2 separate regions of the Homo sapiens genome follow, and region 2 is linked to region 1. A link is an interaction called in ENCODE POLR2A ChIA-PET data of the cell type or tissue named here. Cell type or tissue: GM12878. All regions are shown on one strand. Links, peaks and the distances in the headings refer to the core of each region. The heading gives the core; the rest is flanking DNA.

What was found. Peaks named below come from ENCODE experiments on the same cell type or tissue, not always from the same donor. Only the 100,000 strongest peaks of a DNase experiment are listed, where the experiment ranks them.
Region 2: POLR2A ChIA-PET joins it to region 1 with 10 read pairs; 1 of 35 experiments calls an interaction of 5 or more read pairs at or near these places.

Annotation. Positions count from the first base shown.
Region 1 is chr4:53,635,758-53,643,760 of GRCh38, reverse strand. It overlaps a transcript of LNX1 not described here. Among named protein-coding and RNA genes, the nearest start is that of LNX1-AS2, 47 kb to the right of the region's middle. In GM12878, for the core only: no CTCF peak of the experiment used is centred there; DNase peaks (open chromatin) are centred at 2,430 and 3,050; H3K27ac peaks cover 1,358 bases.
Region 2 is chr4:52,639,193-52,647,195 of GRCh38, reverse strand. All of the region lies in intron 1 of USP46 (ubiquitin specific peptidase 46), which reads left to right. Among named protein-coding and RNA genes, the nearest start is that of USP46, 16 kb to the left of the region's middle. RefSeq lists enhancers at 4,983-5,172, 5,183-5,252 and a silencer at 7,360-7,590. In GM12878, for the core only: no CTCF peak of the experiment used is centred there; DNase peaks (open chromatin) are centred at 3,262 and 5,095; H3K4me3 peaks cover 2,793 bases; H3K27ac peaks cover 4,192 bases.

The DNA of each region.
Region 1 (8,003 bases), core at 1,130-6,129:
AACTGAGGTTCAAAGAGCTTTAGCAAGCTGCCCAAGGTTACCAGGCAGCAGGACCTGGGTTTGAAAACAGGTCTGTTACACTCCAAAGCTCTCAACAGGAGGGAGAAGGAAAATGAGGAGAAAGGGAAGAGAGAGGGCGAGAGGTCTTGGGCAGCTAGTTCTTCAGTCCCCTGAATTTTGTTACCCTATCTCTGTGTCTATATCACAGCCTTCTTGGATTAATGAACAAAGAACCCCTTTCTCAGACTACATCAGCCACCCTCTGTCCACTCTGCTTGACACCTGATTAGATCATAAAGACCAAGGTTTCTTGACCGGGATGGTGTCTCAGCCCTGTAATCCCAGCACTTTGGAAGGCCAAGGTGGGAGGATCACTTGAGCCCGGGAGTTTGAGATCAGCCTGGGCAACAGAGGGAGACCCTGTCTCTACAAAAAACTTAAAAATTAGCTGGCATGGTGGCATGCGTCTGTGGTCCCAGCTGCCCAGGAGACTGAGGTGGGAAGATTGCTTGAGCCTGGGAATTTGAGGCTGCAGTGAGCCATGATCGTGCCATTGCACTCCAGCTTGGGCAACAGAGCAAGATCCTGTCTTAAAAAAGAAAAAAAAAAGACCAAGATTTCTTGACTCAACAATACTAGCATTTGGGACTGAATAATTCTTTATTGTGGGCAGCTGCCTTGTGCATTGTAGAATGTTCAGCAACACCCTAGGCTCAACCTATTAAATGCCCATAGCACTCCCCAAGTTGTAACAACCAAAAATGTCTCCAGTCAATGTTAAGTGGCCTCTGGAGGGCAAAATCACCCCACACAGAGAACCATTACACTAGACACACCCAAAGGCAAAAGGAGACTAAAGTTACACCCAGGCGACCATAACGGTCCTCAGAGGGTGGGAGCTTCCATGCCATGGCTGGGAGGGATCTGGGGATTCTTCAAGTGGAGCGACCCCTCTCATGGTCATGGCACCATTCTGATCTCAAAGTAAGCAGAGACATCCAAGACTATAGTCAACCCAAAGGAAACCTCAGACCCCGCAGGCTTGCTGATTTTGGTGAGTAGAGCAAGGGATCTCTCCAAAAGGCCAGTGTTTGTGATTGGCCTTCCCAGTTCTGGCAGAAAATCTGTGTACACCCAGAAAATGCTCTTTCTTTCCAGAGCTATCTCTGTAGCATTGATTTGACCCCAAGCATATAAAGAATAACCGTGCCACATATGACTTTAGAGTGTACAGGGTATGTGGGAAGGGCCCCTAGCTGGTGCTGGCCCCTCAGGACCCATCACAAAGTGGTCAATGGCCAGGAGACCCTTTGTCCTAGGCCCCACATTGAGCTTCAAATTCAAAATCCTGATATCATTTCCAGTGTTACCTACATGTTGAATTTTTAATATGTTCAAAAGCATGTATACATTTTAAATATAGCATATTTTATAGGTCTATTTTGGGATTCCTTCTTTCATTTTTAATATCCCAAGAACTTCAAAAAGTGGAAATGGTCTGGGCCTGCTTTGACCTTTTTTTTTTTTTTTTTTTTTTAAGATAGGATTTTGCTCTGCATTGCCCAGGCTGGAGTGCAGTAATGTGATCATGGCTCACTGCAGCCTCAACCTTTTGAGCTCAAGCAATCCTCCCATCTTAGCCTCCCAAGTAGCTGGGATCACAGGCGTGTACCACCAAACCTGGCTGATGTTTTTATTTTTTGTAGAGATGAGTTCTCCACTATGTTGCCCAGACTGGTCTCTAACTCCTGGCCTCAAGCAATCCTCCTGTCTTGGTTTCATGGCAGGTTTCTTGGTAATAGCCTCAGACTGGAAACAACCCAAATGCCCATCAACAGGTGAATGAATAAACAGACTGTGCTGTGTCCACACAATGCAATACTAAGCAGAAAAAAAGGAATGAACTGTTGATACCTACAATATGAATAAATCCTGAAATTATCATACCAAGTGAAGTAAGCCAGACACCAAAAAGAATACACAATGTTTGATTTCATTTATATGGAGTTCTGGAATGTGCAAGCAGTCTAGTTATAGAAAGCAGATCAATACTTGCCTGGGGACCTGGTGAATGGGGAGTGAGAGGGAGAGATTACAAAGAGAAAGAAAATGAATTTGTTCCTTGATTGCAGTGATGATTTCATGGGCATATATGTATGCCAAAATTGATCAGATGCACAAAATTAAATATGTGCATTAGGTTGAACCCCTGGGTATTGTGGGGTGGGGAGAAACAGAGGCATGGTCGTTAGGTCCACCTGGGTATTTTGTCCATTTCTCTCGTCTTTGGCTGAGCACAGAGGTTGTAGCCATTCCTCTTCAGCACTGCCTGGATAATGTTACTAGAGTGAAGTGTGAGAAACTCATTAAAAATTCATCAGCTTATTGGTGGGTGAAAGCCCTGCTGTGGCACCCTCTCACTTTCTCTGAAGAGCGCCTCTTATCTGGGTAAGTCCCCTCTTGGGGCCAGAAGAGATTAGATCAGAATGCACTGGATATATTTGCATAGCTAGAAATCCCTCCTTCTTAGAGAGTAAAGGAGGTGCCCCCCCACCCCGCCCTTCCCCAGAACAGAGAAAGTGGCCAAGCAGCTTGGATCTCCTCCAGCATACCCAGGCCAAAAAACCATGCCACATTCCAGTGTTCATTGAGGAAATAAAATGCACACACACAAGCATACACACATAGAGCAGTAGCCTGTGCCGAGTCGCCTCCAAGGCTGGGGTCTGCAGGTGCAAGCTCCAATTAGCAGCCAGCCTTCCAATACCTTTTCATCCCAAACAACGGCCAGGCCTCAGCCCCGGCCAGGGATTGAGGAAGGCCCCGGAAGGACTGCCGACGAGACTGAGAAAAACAAAGACTGTCCAAATAAAAGTAGCTCATGTGAGTCGAACCTGAAACCCAGCTTCATTTTCAAAACCTCTTGTGAGAAATAGTCAATGCACAATTTTGTGAAAAATCAGTTACTGGTCACAGGAAAGAAACTGCCTTCAAAGGCCCTCCAGACCTAAGTCATCAGAGGCAGTTTTCTTTTGCAAACCAGCTAGGCACAGTATTTCTATAACAACACAGTCTTAATTGTTCCTACTGTTGACAACAATTCCCCTAAACTAATATATTTTGGGGGTTATGGATGTATTGTGGTTCTCCTGCAACTGGTGGCTCTTTATTGCTAATATCACATCAAGGCTTAAACAAAAGCACTTTTGATTCTTTATTTTTAGCAATGAAATGTATGTGTTTTCATATGCTTGCCAGTGCTCTATCCTAAGCAGAGAAGCACTAAGGCCATAGACTCACTTTCTTCATTCCTTCTCTCCCCCCATTTTTTTCTGTTTACTTTTTACTGAGAAGGCTACAGAGCTTATACAGAGGTCCATCCTTCCTCTGTAAGCATCTCGGCCTGTTCCACAGCTAAGGATGCTCTCCCAAAGAAAGACTTCTCTATCATTGTCTCCTTGTGGGCTCCCTGGTCTGCTTTTCCACCACTGCCATGCTCTGTTAGGCAGTGCTTCCTCGCCTTCCTGACAGTCGTTCTTGTTTTTAATACGTAAATCTACAAAGAAATGCCAACAATTGGAAATGGGAACAAAAGAATGTTAAAAACCTATACTCCCACCACCACTGTCATTCTATTTTTCTGTTTCCTTCCAGATCATCAGGCATACTTTTGTCTACTTGGTATATGTATATAAATAATTCTTTTTTATTTTTATTTTTTTTTGAGACAGAGTCTCACTCTGTTGCCCAGGCTGGAGTGCTGTTCAGTGGTGCAGTCTCAGCTCACTGCAACCTCTGCCTCTGGGTTCAAGCAATTTTTGTGCCTCAGCCTCCCAAGTAGCTGGGATTATAGGCATGCGCCAACATGCCTGGCTAATTTTTTTTATTTTTAGTAGAGACAGGGTTTCACCATGTTGCTCAGGCAGGTCTCAAATCCCTGACGTCAAGTGATCCACCCGCCTCGGCCTCCCAAAGTGCTGGGATTACAGGCATGAGCCACTACACCTGACCTAAATAACTCTTGATTATGCCTCTGACTTGGCTTCTCCACTGTGTTTGCAGTCATGAGATATGAACAGCTGGTAAGTGGGCGACAGAAGAAACAGCCCTTTTGATACTTTAGGACCCCAAAACAGTCCATTCTACTTAGCAAGAATGAAGTTGGGTTCCTGTGAGCCTTTGTTTGCACCATTTTCATCAGCCAATCAATAAATAACCTTGTTTAATGTACGTTTCTGTTTCAAGATGCCTTATTTTTTCTGGGATATTAACATTTTTAATTAAAGAAAATTTATTAGGAAGCAGATTTTAAATAAATATAAGGAAGAATTTTTTTTTAGGTTTGGGGTACAAATGATCCTGTCACCCAGGTACTGAGCATAGCACCCAATAGTTTTTCAATCCTTACCCCCACTCACTCCTCCCTGCTGTAGTAGTACCCAGTGCCTATTGTTGCCATCTTTATGTCCATGAGCACCCAATGTTTAGCTCCCACTTACAAGTGAGAACATGCAGTATTTGGTTTTCTGTTCCTGTGATAATTCAATGAGAAGAATGGCCTCCAGCTGCATGCATGTTGCTGCAAAGGACATGATTTTGTTCTTTTTCATGGATGCATAGTACTTCATGGTGTATATGTACCATATTTTCTTTATCCAATCACCATTGATTGGCACCTAGGTTGGTTCCATGTCTTTGTTATTGTGAATAGTGCAGCAGTGAACATGCAAGTATGTGTCTTTTTGGTAGAACAGTTTGTTTTCTTTTGGATATATATCTGTAATGGAATTGCTGGGTCAAATGTTAGTTCTGTTTCAAGTTCTCTGAGAAATCTCCAAACTGCTTTCCACAGTGGCTGAACTAATTTGCCTTCCCACCAATAGTGTATAAGTGTCCCCTTTTCTCTGCAACTTTGCTAACATCTGTTGTTTTTGGCTTTTTAGTAATAGCCATTCTGACTGGGGCACCTTATTTAATACACCAATTTTGAGCTCATGGCCAACAGCGCTATAACTCATGCCTGAATGATGCTTCTCTAACATAGATACTTCCTCTGTAAGGTACATCACAGTTTTCTGGAGCTTAGGAACATTTGGCAGCACTTCAGCATTATGCTTCGGGGCCATTTTTACAGCAAAATCACCAATGAAGAGCACAAAAATGAGGAAAAACGGGGCACTAAGTAGTCTGCAAAGAGAACACTTGCTGATAGTATGAAAGCTGACACAAGAAGCCAGAGCGTCACTGTTGGACCTCAGCTGGGAACACGTGCATCCCATGACTTAAAGTTTCGCTGCTTTGAGCATGCCCACAAATAACCACAAAAGCACCATGAGCATTGAGTTTGGGGTTACAATTCAATTTTATCAAGGAGGCAAATTCACAACTATGGAATCTGCAAATAATAAGGGTTGACCAATTGACTATACCTATATTGTACAGTCTTGCTAACTAGAATTGACTGTTCTGCATTATTAAAGTATCGAAAGGTCTATTTCTTCTGCTGTCAACTTACCAGCCATTCATCTCTCATGACTGCAAACCCAGCAGAGAAGCCAAGTCAGAGAAATAATCAAAAGTTATATATATGTAAACATATTAATTAGACACAAAATATGCCCAATGACAAGATCTGTACCTATATTGTATTAATGCAGTATATCATGATGACAGGAAGCAAGTGGTCATTCATATTTCCCTCTGAAACTAGTTTGTTGTTTCTTGTTAAAATGCCACCATCGTGGCTGCCATCTATCAGTGATAAATCATTTCTTCTAAAGTGGTAGTTTCAAGAATACACAGTGGGAGCCTTCTCTCTTGCTTCCAAGATCAACTTCAAAATCACTAGGTCTGGTTGGGTGGAGTCCATTGGGTTGAAGTTAGAAGGTGCGACTTTGAGTGGTGGTCTAATCTCCGTCAGCAGCCTAGTCTTTAACACAGCAGAAATTTCCTCATCTGCAAAAGGGAAAGTCCATATTTCATTAATTCTAAGACACTCCTTCTTTTACATTTTAATATCTCAGAAACTGGCTGTGTTTTGGTTTATGTAATTGATGGTGTGTTGTGGATTAATTGGCAGTATTCTGTTTTCTTTCTGGGTGGGCACAAAAAATAAGGTTGCACATTCTACCCTTTGGCATCTTAGAAGTGATGAAATTCTGTAGTAATGAAACAAGCCTACCTTACAGTGTCGTGGGGATTGAGCAATGCTACAACTTCACAGAGTTGTGAAAAAGTAAATAACATGTGAAATGACAGGTGTAGTGCAAAGCATTTGGAATTAAGGAATTATTATCATGACTGTATTTTCTTACTCCTAGAATCAGTGAATCTTTTACTTTTGACATTACTAAGGAACATCATAAGAGCTGCACCATGGACCCCTATGATTCTAATTAGATTTTTTTCAAGCAGTGGTTGGTACAAAGAGATTCATTTAGTGGGTCATAAAATCTTGTGTCATTGGAAAGAGATCCCCAAGAGTTTGAGAACTACAGCTGTGAAGAAAGTAAAACACAAGTTTCTTAGGGGCCAAGGCAGTCCTTTCTTGACCATGATGCTGCAATCATGATGTTGTGTTTTGGTCCAATTATTGGGATCCTCTTATACTTATGAGATTTTTTTTGCCAGTGCAAATTGGGTTTCCTCTCATCAAACTGCTTCTGTCTATGCTGTATGCTCTTAGCAGTAACAGGAGAGTGAAACAATTGAGGCGGTAATTCAGTCCTAAACTATTAATATAACCCAAGATTCTTCCATCTGTGTCATCCAAATCATCATCTCAGTTGCCATTTTTGCTTTCTTGGGGAGGGAGGGAGGGAACCTGCGGTCTGCATACAAGATAAGTGTATAACACCTTCACTCCAAACAGATGTTTTAAACTACAGAACATGACCCTGTATCCTTGTTCACATTTGTTTGCTTTTTGATGTAAAGGGAGAATATGAATCCAAGAAATTTCACTGGAGTCTAAATATGGACATAGGATGGAATCAGCTAATTGGGTGTGTAAGATGAAAAGGGAGCTGAGGGTTTGCTCCCTGATAGGAAAATGTGGAGGCTGCTTTATCTGCTGTCCTATTGCCAAATTACTATCAAAGTAAGTGAATAAATGGAAGTGGGTAGAAACCCAGGGTCTATCAGGCTGCTTCTATGTGCTGGTCATTTTGTATAACTGTTTTGACACACCACAATATGGGCATTATCATCTCCATTTTATGGTTCAAGGACCTGATACTTGAAGGTGAAATGATTTGCTTAAGGTCACTCAAGCCCTTCTGCCTCAGAGCCCTCCTTTTTCTACTCTGAGGGACAAGAATGTCTCACCAGAGTCCCAAAGATGCCTCACAGTTCCTCTGCCAGCATTTCTCCTGTGATCTTCTCTGAAGGGCTTTTCAACCCTGGCCACTTTATCCTCATTGTGTTCTTCTTACCACAGTGATGTGTGGAAGGAGGTGCATGCTAATTTTTTCAAGACAATGAAGTTTTGTTTTTGCTCGACCGAGGCAAGCATGCATCCATCCCTCTTTCACCACCACTCCTTCTCCCCTGAAAAGGAAAAAAAAAAAAAAAAAAAAAAAAGGAGTAATAGATGTGCAGTCTCTGAGATCCCTCTTTGATTTCCACTCTGAATTGCAGGCATTGTCCTCAGTAGTTATTATTTTTGGAGTGCCGACCAATAAAGTTCAGCATCTCCTTCATGTAAATGTAGCACTGCAACACAGAGATTTTAACTGACCTGCCCAAGGTCACACAGGAATTAGCAAAGGGGCCAGAAGTGGAGCCTAATGCTTCTAATTCCCCATCACTGGCCGTATCAGCCCACACTGCTATTTTATGCACACTTAGTAAATATTTACAGCTTGAAATACCTTCCCAGCTGCAGTTAGGACAAGAAGTACTCTCATATATTTGTATTCATTTGTAAAACAGATGTGAGAAAACATAAACTTGAATTACTGGGCACAGTCTCTCTGATATTAAAAGCACTAGGTTAAAACCTG
Region 2 (8,003 bases), core at 1,190-6,189, 1.0 Mb after region 1:
GTGTCTTGTAGGAGGGTCTGTGGGAAGAGCCACCTCATTCTTTTTTTATGGCTGCAGAGTATTCACTTGCTTGAGTCTACTGAATTCACTGAACCAGGCCCTCACTGACTAGCAGGACATGTTGTAGGTAGTTTTCTAGTCTTCGGTTTTTACAAACAAGGCTGTAAGGAACAACTTTGTCCATATGTGGGAGTATATCTGTGGACCGACTTCCTAAAAATGGATTTGCATTTGTAACTGGGATGGATTTTGCCAAATTGCCCTCCATCAGCAATATGTGTGACTCTGGCTGCCTGCAGCCTTGCCAAAGCAGTGTGCTACCCAGAAACCTTTTGATCTTTGCCAGTCAGGGGAAAGATGGTGTCTTAGTATATTTGTAGTTTGCATTTCTCTTATTAGAAGTGAGCTTCAGCAGCTATTCACATATTTAGGAAAATAAACTCAATTTTATTTAAATACCTTGCTGTTGGTAATTATTTTCAGAGTCTGTAGGGAAGGACCAGTTTTATTGTTATTTTCAATCTGTCTCAGACCAATATATTTGTAAAATACAATAAAAAGGAATAACTAGCAAAATGGAATTAAAAAAACCCAAAGAGAAATAAAATGCAAGCCTTAATTTTTTTGTTACTAAACTTGACAGATACAAAATTACTCTATCCATTCATTTTATCTCCATGTTTTTAGTTTCTGGATGTAGCTCACCACAGAGAGTTTTGAGTAAATAACATTGCTGTAAAGAACAACTTACTCATGTTTTTTCTCCCATTGCTACTCTATTTGAGGATGGGAGGAGAGAGCCCAGAATTTTATATTTTACATTTCATAATCAGCACATTTCAGGATGGTTTTGTTACATTAGTGGAAAATATCTCTGATGGTGCAATACTGACCCAGGAGGGACTGGTTCCCGAGGGCCGGGTTGCCGCACAAGTGCATTGAGGCATGTTGACTCCTGCAGTGCTCCCCATGCTGTAAGGTGGGAATGCAGGTGTTGTGATTTTCACTGATGAAGACCTTGAGCTTGGATGAGAAGATGGGAGGATGAAATCACCCTATTAATAAAATTTACAGAGCAGGCCTATATTAGTCCATTCTCACAGTGCTATAAAGAACTACCTGAGACTGGGTAATTTATGAAGAAAAGAGGTTTAATTGACTCACAGTTCCAAAGGCTTAACAGGAAGCATGACTGGGAGGCTTCAGGAAACTTAAAATCATGGCAGAAGGTGTAGGGAAAGCAGGCACATCTTACCATGGTGGAGCAGGAGAGAGCAAGAGAGAAAGGGAAAGTGCCACACACTTTCAAACAACCCGATCTTGTGAGAACTCACTCACTATCATGAGAACAGCGAGGGGAAAGACCGCCCCAATGATCCAATCACCTCCCACCAGGCCCCTAGAATTGTGGGAATTACAATTCTAGATGAGATTTGGGTGGGGACACAGAGCCAAACCATATCAAGGCCTCTTTGACCTAGGATTTTGCAAGGACCCCAGCCTCCTCTGCTGCCTTTCTGGGAACAGATGGGAAGTGTATTTGTGGGTAAAGTAGGAGCTTAGGGGACATGATAATTCAGGCAGCATCTTGGTGGCTTTGTAGAAGGATTGAATTGGAAATGAGGTTCTTGCTTCTAGCTCACTGAGTTCAGTGACATAAGTGGCTATTTCCTTGTCTTCCACCTGCAGCTAGAAAACAGGCATGGTCTCAAGATTCTTTGTTCTGCTTTTGACTTGAAGTTTTAGTTTTGCATGAGGACTTCATTTTGTTATCTCTAAATATATGGAGAATTGTTTTGCCAGCCACAGCTTCTTTCTAGATGTTCTTTAATGCTCCTTGCTAGAATGACTTGGGATGGTCATGTAGTCAAGTATCCCAGGTCAGCTTTCTTCAGTGGCAGATGTTTTGGCTTCTGTGTACAATTATTAAATGAAGTCATGTTGAGGTTTTCTTTTTTTTTTTTTTTTTTTGAGATAGAGTCTGTCTTCACCTCACAGGCTGGAGTGCAGTGGCGCGATCTCGGCTCACTGCAACTTCTGCCTCCCGGGTTCAAGCTATTCTCCTGCCTCAGCCTCCCGAGTACATGGGATTATAGGTGCATGCCACCATGTCCGGCTAATTTTTGTTGTTGTTGTTTTGAGATGGAGTCCCTCTCTGTCACCCAGGCTGGAGTGCAATGGCACGATGTCAGCTCACTGCAACCTCCACCTCCTGGGTTCAAGCAATTCTCCTGCCTCAGCCTCCTTAGTAGCTTGGCTTACAGGCGCGTGCCACCACGCCCGGCTAATTTTTTGTATTTTTAGTAGAGACGGGGTGTCACCATATTGGTTAGGCTGGTCTCAAACTCCTGACCGCGTGATCCACCCACCTCGGCCTCTCAAAGTGCTGGGATTACAGGCGTGAGCCACTGCGCCTGGCCAAGGTTTTTTTCAGAGGTTTTTTTTTTTTTTTTTTTTTAATTCAATATCATGTAAGATAGCGGTCCCCAAACTTTTTGGCACCAGGGACAGGTTTTGTGGAAGACAATTTTTCCACAAACCTGGGCAGAGCTGGGGATGGTTTTGGGATGAACGTTCCACCTCAGATTATCAGGCATTAGACTCTCAGAAGGAGTATGCAACCTAGATCCCTCTGATGCGCAGTTCACAATAGAGTTCACTCTCCTATGAGAATCTAATGCTATTGCTGATCTGACCGGAGGTAGAGCTCAGGTGGTAATGCCTGCTCACCTGCTGTGCCGCTTGGTTCCTAACAGGTCACAGAACTGTACCTGGGGGTTGGGGACTTCTGACATAAGACATAGAAGTGACATGTTGTCATGCTGTGGGATGAAAATGCCCCTTGACTGCCTTCTTGTTCATGATTGCTTTCCCTGTTGAAGCCTGGAGAGGAGTGGGCTGTTGAAACAGGAGCCAGGGTTGTGGAATAATGGTGTTAAGATCATAGGTTCACCACTTACCTCTGCCTCATGCTAACACTTGACCTTGGCAAGTTAGTTAACCTCATTTCCTTCAGCTATGACATGGGGATAATGAGTCCCCATCAGTGATTTATTTGGCAGAGAGAGTCACATTCAGTATTGCTCAGTGGGACAGGGGCTCCGTGGTGATATGTTGCTAACTAAACAGGTCAGGCATTCGTAGCCACTCTGGGTAAGTGCCCGGTGGTTAGGTAATGTGTGACAGCCAGCAGCCAAAGTGGACATACTCAGAGACAGTTCCTGGCTGGCTGCCCAAGCCTTACATCTGTAGCTAAAGAATTACTGAAAATGTGAATGAAAATATCTCCTCTCCTGGCTTGTGGTCCAGAGCTCAGACTCAGGAACCGAATTTACATAGGTTTGAATCCCAGATCTGCTCTTATTGGCTGAGTGAGCTTGGGCAGGTTCCCTACATTTTTTTCATGTGTAGAATGGGGATATTAAGAGTAATCTGCCTTGGGGTGGCAGGCAAGATTAAATGAATATGTAGATGTGAAGTTCTCTGAATGAGTGGCACCTACTGCTAACTTTTCCCCTGCTTCCCAAGTTTATTCAGTGAGCAAATTTATCAAGTGCCTTCTATACAACCAGACATTCTACTAGGTGCTGGCAAATGAATCAGACCTAATTGCTGCCCTTATAAAGCTTATGGCATAGTACAGGGGTTGGTAAGCTTTTCTGTAAATGTCTGGACAGTAAATGCTTTAGACTTTGTGGGCCGTAGTGTCTCTATCACAGCTACGCAATTCTGCTGTTAATATTGTGAAAGTAGTTGCCATAAGTAAATGAATGATCATGGCTGTGTTGCAGTAAAACTTTATTTATGACAACAATTGGTGGGTCATATTCTGCCCATAGGCTGTAATTTGCAGACCTGTGGTCTAGTGGGAAGACAGTTGTTAAATAATTACAATTATGATGTTACAGATTGTGCTAAGGGCTGTGGAGGAACAGACAGGATTCTATGAGTGGGAAGGGTCAGGGAAGGTAGCTTTGAAGAAGTGACATTGAAACCAAATGATGAGGAGAGGCAGCCAGAGGAGGAGATGGAGGGTGCTCCAGGCTGGTCTGTGGGTTCGTATCTTTTAAAGGCATAACAGATATTCTGCAGCTTTCTTTGGATTAAAATAAATAATTTCGTTCCTCTATTTAATTCATCGCCAGTTTTCTCCTCCCCTACCCTCTCCCTGCAATAATCCAAGAGATAAGCTATGTTACCAAGAGATAAGCTACATTAATATATTAACACATTTTGTTCTGCATATGCACTTTCTTTCTCTCCCTTTTCCATTGTTTTTGTTATATTATTGTCAGTATCTATCCAAGTATTTAGTAAAGATTGCACATTATTTCATTATTAGGTGTAGAATGGTTTACTCTCTAGAACTCAAATTTGCTTTTTGGTACGGTTTTCTCTTTTAGCATTTTAAAAGTTGACATTATTTGTTTTTATTCTTTGGCTAGATAAAAGGTCCACAGTCTTTGAAGTGATTTTGAAAAAAAATCTGCTTTCCTCTTAACTACATCTCATGTCTCCTCTGACTCCCAACCTCAATTTTATGTTTTCTCTAAACAAGTTGCCAGTACTCTGTAGAGATTCCATGGAAAAGGACTTGTGTGTTCTCATTCTAGAAAATTTCAAGGGGTGCTTCAGAAGGAAGGGGGTTCTCCCAACAACTTTGTGACCTCTTCGGTTTCTTCAGTTCTTTCAGTTCTGTGGTTCCAAGGAGACTCTGCCTCCCTGAGAGTCAATATTATGTAGTAGTTAGGGGCACACACACTGGAGCCAGATTGTTCAAGTTCAAACCCAATTCCAGTACTTAGTAGCTGTGTGAACTTGAATAGTTCCCTGCCCTCTCAGTTTTCTTATCTTTAAAATAAGGCCAGTAGCAGTGTCTGCCTCATAGAGTTATTATGAAGATGAAAATGAATGAAATACAAGTAAAATCCCTAGAACAGTAACTGTACACAGTCTATGCTATTTATGAGTTCTCTATTATTATTAATTACATCAGAGGCATCGGTAGCCATAATTCCTCTGTAATCACCCTTGAATTCTGTCAGGTGTCTTCTGACTCATCCTGAGATCTTGGGCTGAGTCACTTCATTTTTGCTTCACTTTCTTCATAAGACTATAGGAATGATCTTTGTCATCAGAATTCTGGGGACACTAGTCCTTTTGAAAATAGGTCCTTTATGTGCTTTGTACTTTGAAAGTATAGTTGATAAGTAGAGTAGCCTTTTGAACGATAGATCTACAAATGTGGGTTTAGCAGCAATGTTCACCTCTTCTGTCATCCACTTTAATTTATGGTCTATAATTAATGACTTATTCTCTATGTACTTAGAAATCCTTACATGTTATCTTTGGCCTTTCTTGTGTCCCTTCCTTGTACAAACTTGAAAGAAAGGCTGCATGTCCTAGGATGCAGATAAATGAGGTGCCTTAGAAAGATCTTGGGCAAGTAAGTTTACTTCTCTGGGCCTTCGTTTTTTAATCTGTGGCATGGTCTGGCTCTTCTCCAAGGATGCTTCCTGGTCCCTGTGTTTTTGTTTTAGGCTCTTCCATATTTTGACAGTGTTCTCATTGGTTTTTCCAGACCTTTTAATGCCATTGTTTTGATTATTTCCTCCTTCTGGGCAAGGCCGTCTTCATCCTTTACCCCTCGACCAAGGAAGAAATTCTAACTTGTTTTCCTTGTAAATTGCTTCAAAACATTTCTTTCTTTATCCGTCTTATGCATTTATGAATCATCCTTCCTGGGATTTTGTTATTGTTGTTTGTGTTTTGGTAGCACCCCTTGGCAGTCATAGAATTGCTTTCAGAGGTGCTTTGAGGAGCTAACATTATAGTCTTGTTGGAACTTGTCCCAGCTCAGATGCTATTTTTAATAAAGTTGGCTGCACTGTTTTTCAAAGGTTACTACGTTTTTTACTGATGGAAATAAGAACCCTATGTTTCTTATGCTTCCCGACCCTGTGATTTACCCCCCAAGATCGGTACTTTGTTCACCATCTGGTCATATAACAATTATTTTTCAGTTCCCCTCATTGCCTTTTGTGTCTTGTGCAGGGTGCTAGCAATAGAAGTGCAATCTCTTGGGTTTGTAACATACTTTACAATTTATACAGTGCTGATAACATTCCCAGTTTTGCTTCATTCTCTCTGCTGCCCTGAGGAATAGTCAGGCTGGATATCAACAGCCCAGCCTCTCAGCCAGGAAGTTAAGGCCACAGAGAGGTAAAGTGACTGAAATCAAAGGCATTTCATAGTGGTAAAAAAAAAAAAATGGCCAAATACAGCTCTGAGGTATTTGCCGAGGGCCTTAGGCAACTGGTTTGCAGGACATTTGTTTACTAAACTTTCATTATATTTTTAAAAATTTGTTAATTTTTTTTTTTTTTTTTGAGATGGAGTTTTGCTCTTATTGCTTAGGCTGGAGTGCCGTGGCGTGATCTTGGCTCATTGCAACCTCTGTCTCCCAGGTTCAGGCAATTCCCCTGCCTCAGTCTCCTGAGTAGCTGGGACTACAGGCATGTGCCACCATGCCTGGCTAATTTTGTATTTTTTTTTTAAGTAGAGACAGAGTTTCTCCATGTTGGTCAGGCTGGTCTCGAACTCCCAACCTCAAGTGATCCGCTCACCTTGGCCTCCCAAACTGCTAGGATTACAGCCATAAGCCTGGCCTAAAATTTTAATAAAAAATAATAATTGCTCATAGTAAAAATTTGAAGAGTTAAGAAGATAATAAGAAAAGCCACTTCTTGACCTCCTCTTCTTCTAGGCCTACTCCCTGATGCTGAAGACCACTGTTATAATCTCTCAAGTCTTCTTTCAAAAATTTCCATTAAATGTAGATGTTGAATACAGTGGCCTGGTCTTGTTCACCTTGTGTCCCTCAGATGTAGAATAGAGCCAGGCACGTCGCAGGGCTCAGTGTCTGTTGATGGAATGAACCACATTTACAGTATTGTCCTATGCAACACGTTATTACTCTGTAACATGTTTTTACTTATCATTGTATCTTAGGCAAATTTTCATAGCAGTACCTGTAGGGTAACTTTACTTTTTAAATTAGCTACATGGTATTCCATCATATGAATTACTATAATTATTTACCCAATTCAAGTTACTCCCATTTTTTTTTTCCTGTTAGAAAGCTTGCTGCAGGGATATGACTACTGATTGTCCCCTCAGTATCCATTTTTCAGCCAGGCACAATGGCTCACACCAGTAATCCCAGCACTTTAGGAGGTCAAGGGGAAAGGATTGTTTGAGCCCAGGAATTTCGAGACCAGCCTGGACAACATGGCAAGACCCTGACTCTACCAAAAAAAAAAAAAAAAAAAAAAACCCAGGCATGGTAGCATATGCCTGTAGTACCAGCTACTCATGGGGCTGAGGTGGGAGGATCACTTGAGCCTGAAAGGTTGACGCTGCAGTGAACCCTGTTAGCACCACTGCACTCCAGCCTGGGCGACAGAGTGAGAACCTGTCTGAAAAAAAAAATTCACTTTTCATTTCTAGAGACATTTTACCTGGTCGTGGCTGCCCAGGTAAAGACCACCTTTGCCAAACTCCCTTGCAGCTAGGTGTGGCCATATGACTAGATTAGATTCTAGCTAGCAGGATTGTGAGCAAAAGTAATGTGTGCAGCTTCCAGGAGCATCCTAGAGGAGGATCAGTCCTTTCCCATTTTTTTTTCTGCTTCCCCCTGGCAGAAGGCATTTGGTGGTAGGAGCTAGAGTAGCCATATTGGTTCCAAAGATGGAAACTGGCTCTTGAGGATGACAGTGCAACAAGATAAAAGGACCCCGAGTCCTCAACACTGCAGAGCAGCTGTATCAGGCCCACGCTGCATCCTCTTGCATACTTACATGAGAGAAAAATAAATTTTCATCTTGTTTAATCCACACTTACATTATTTGGGTCTTTTTACAGCCTTTATCTCTTTTTCCACTTCTGTGAAAATATAGTAGAATAAAAAAAGTCAAATTGCAGGGTTGAAGGATATGGTCATT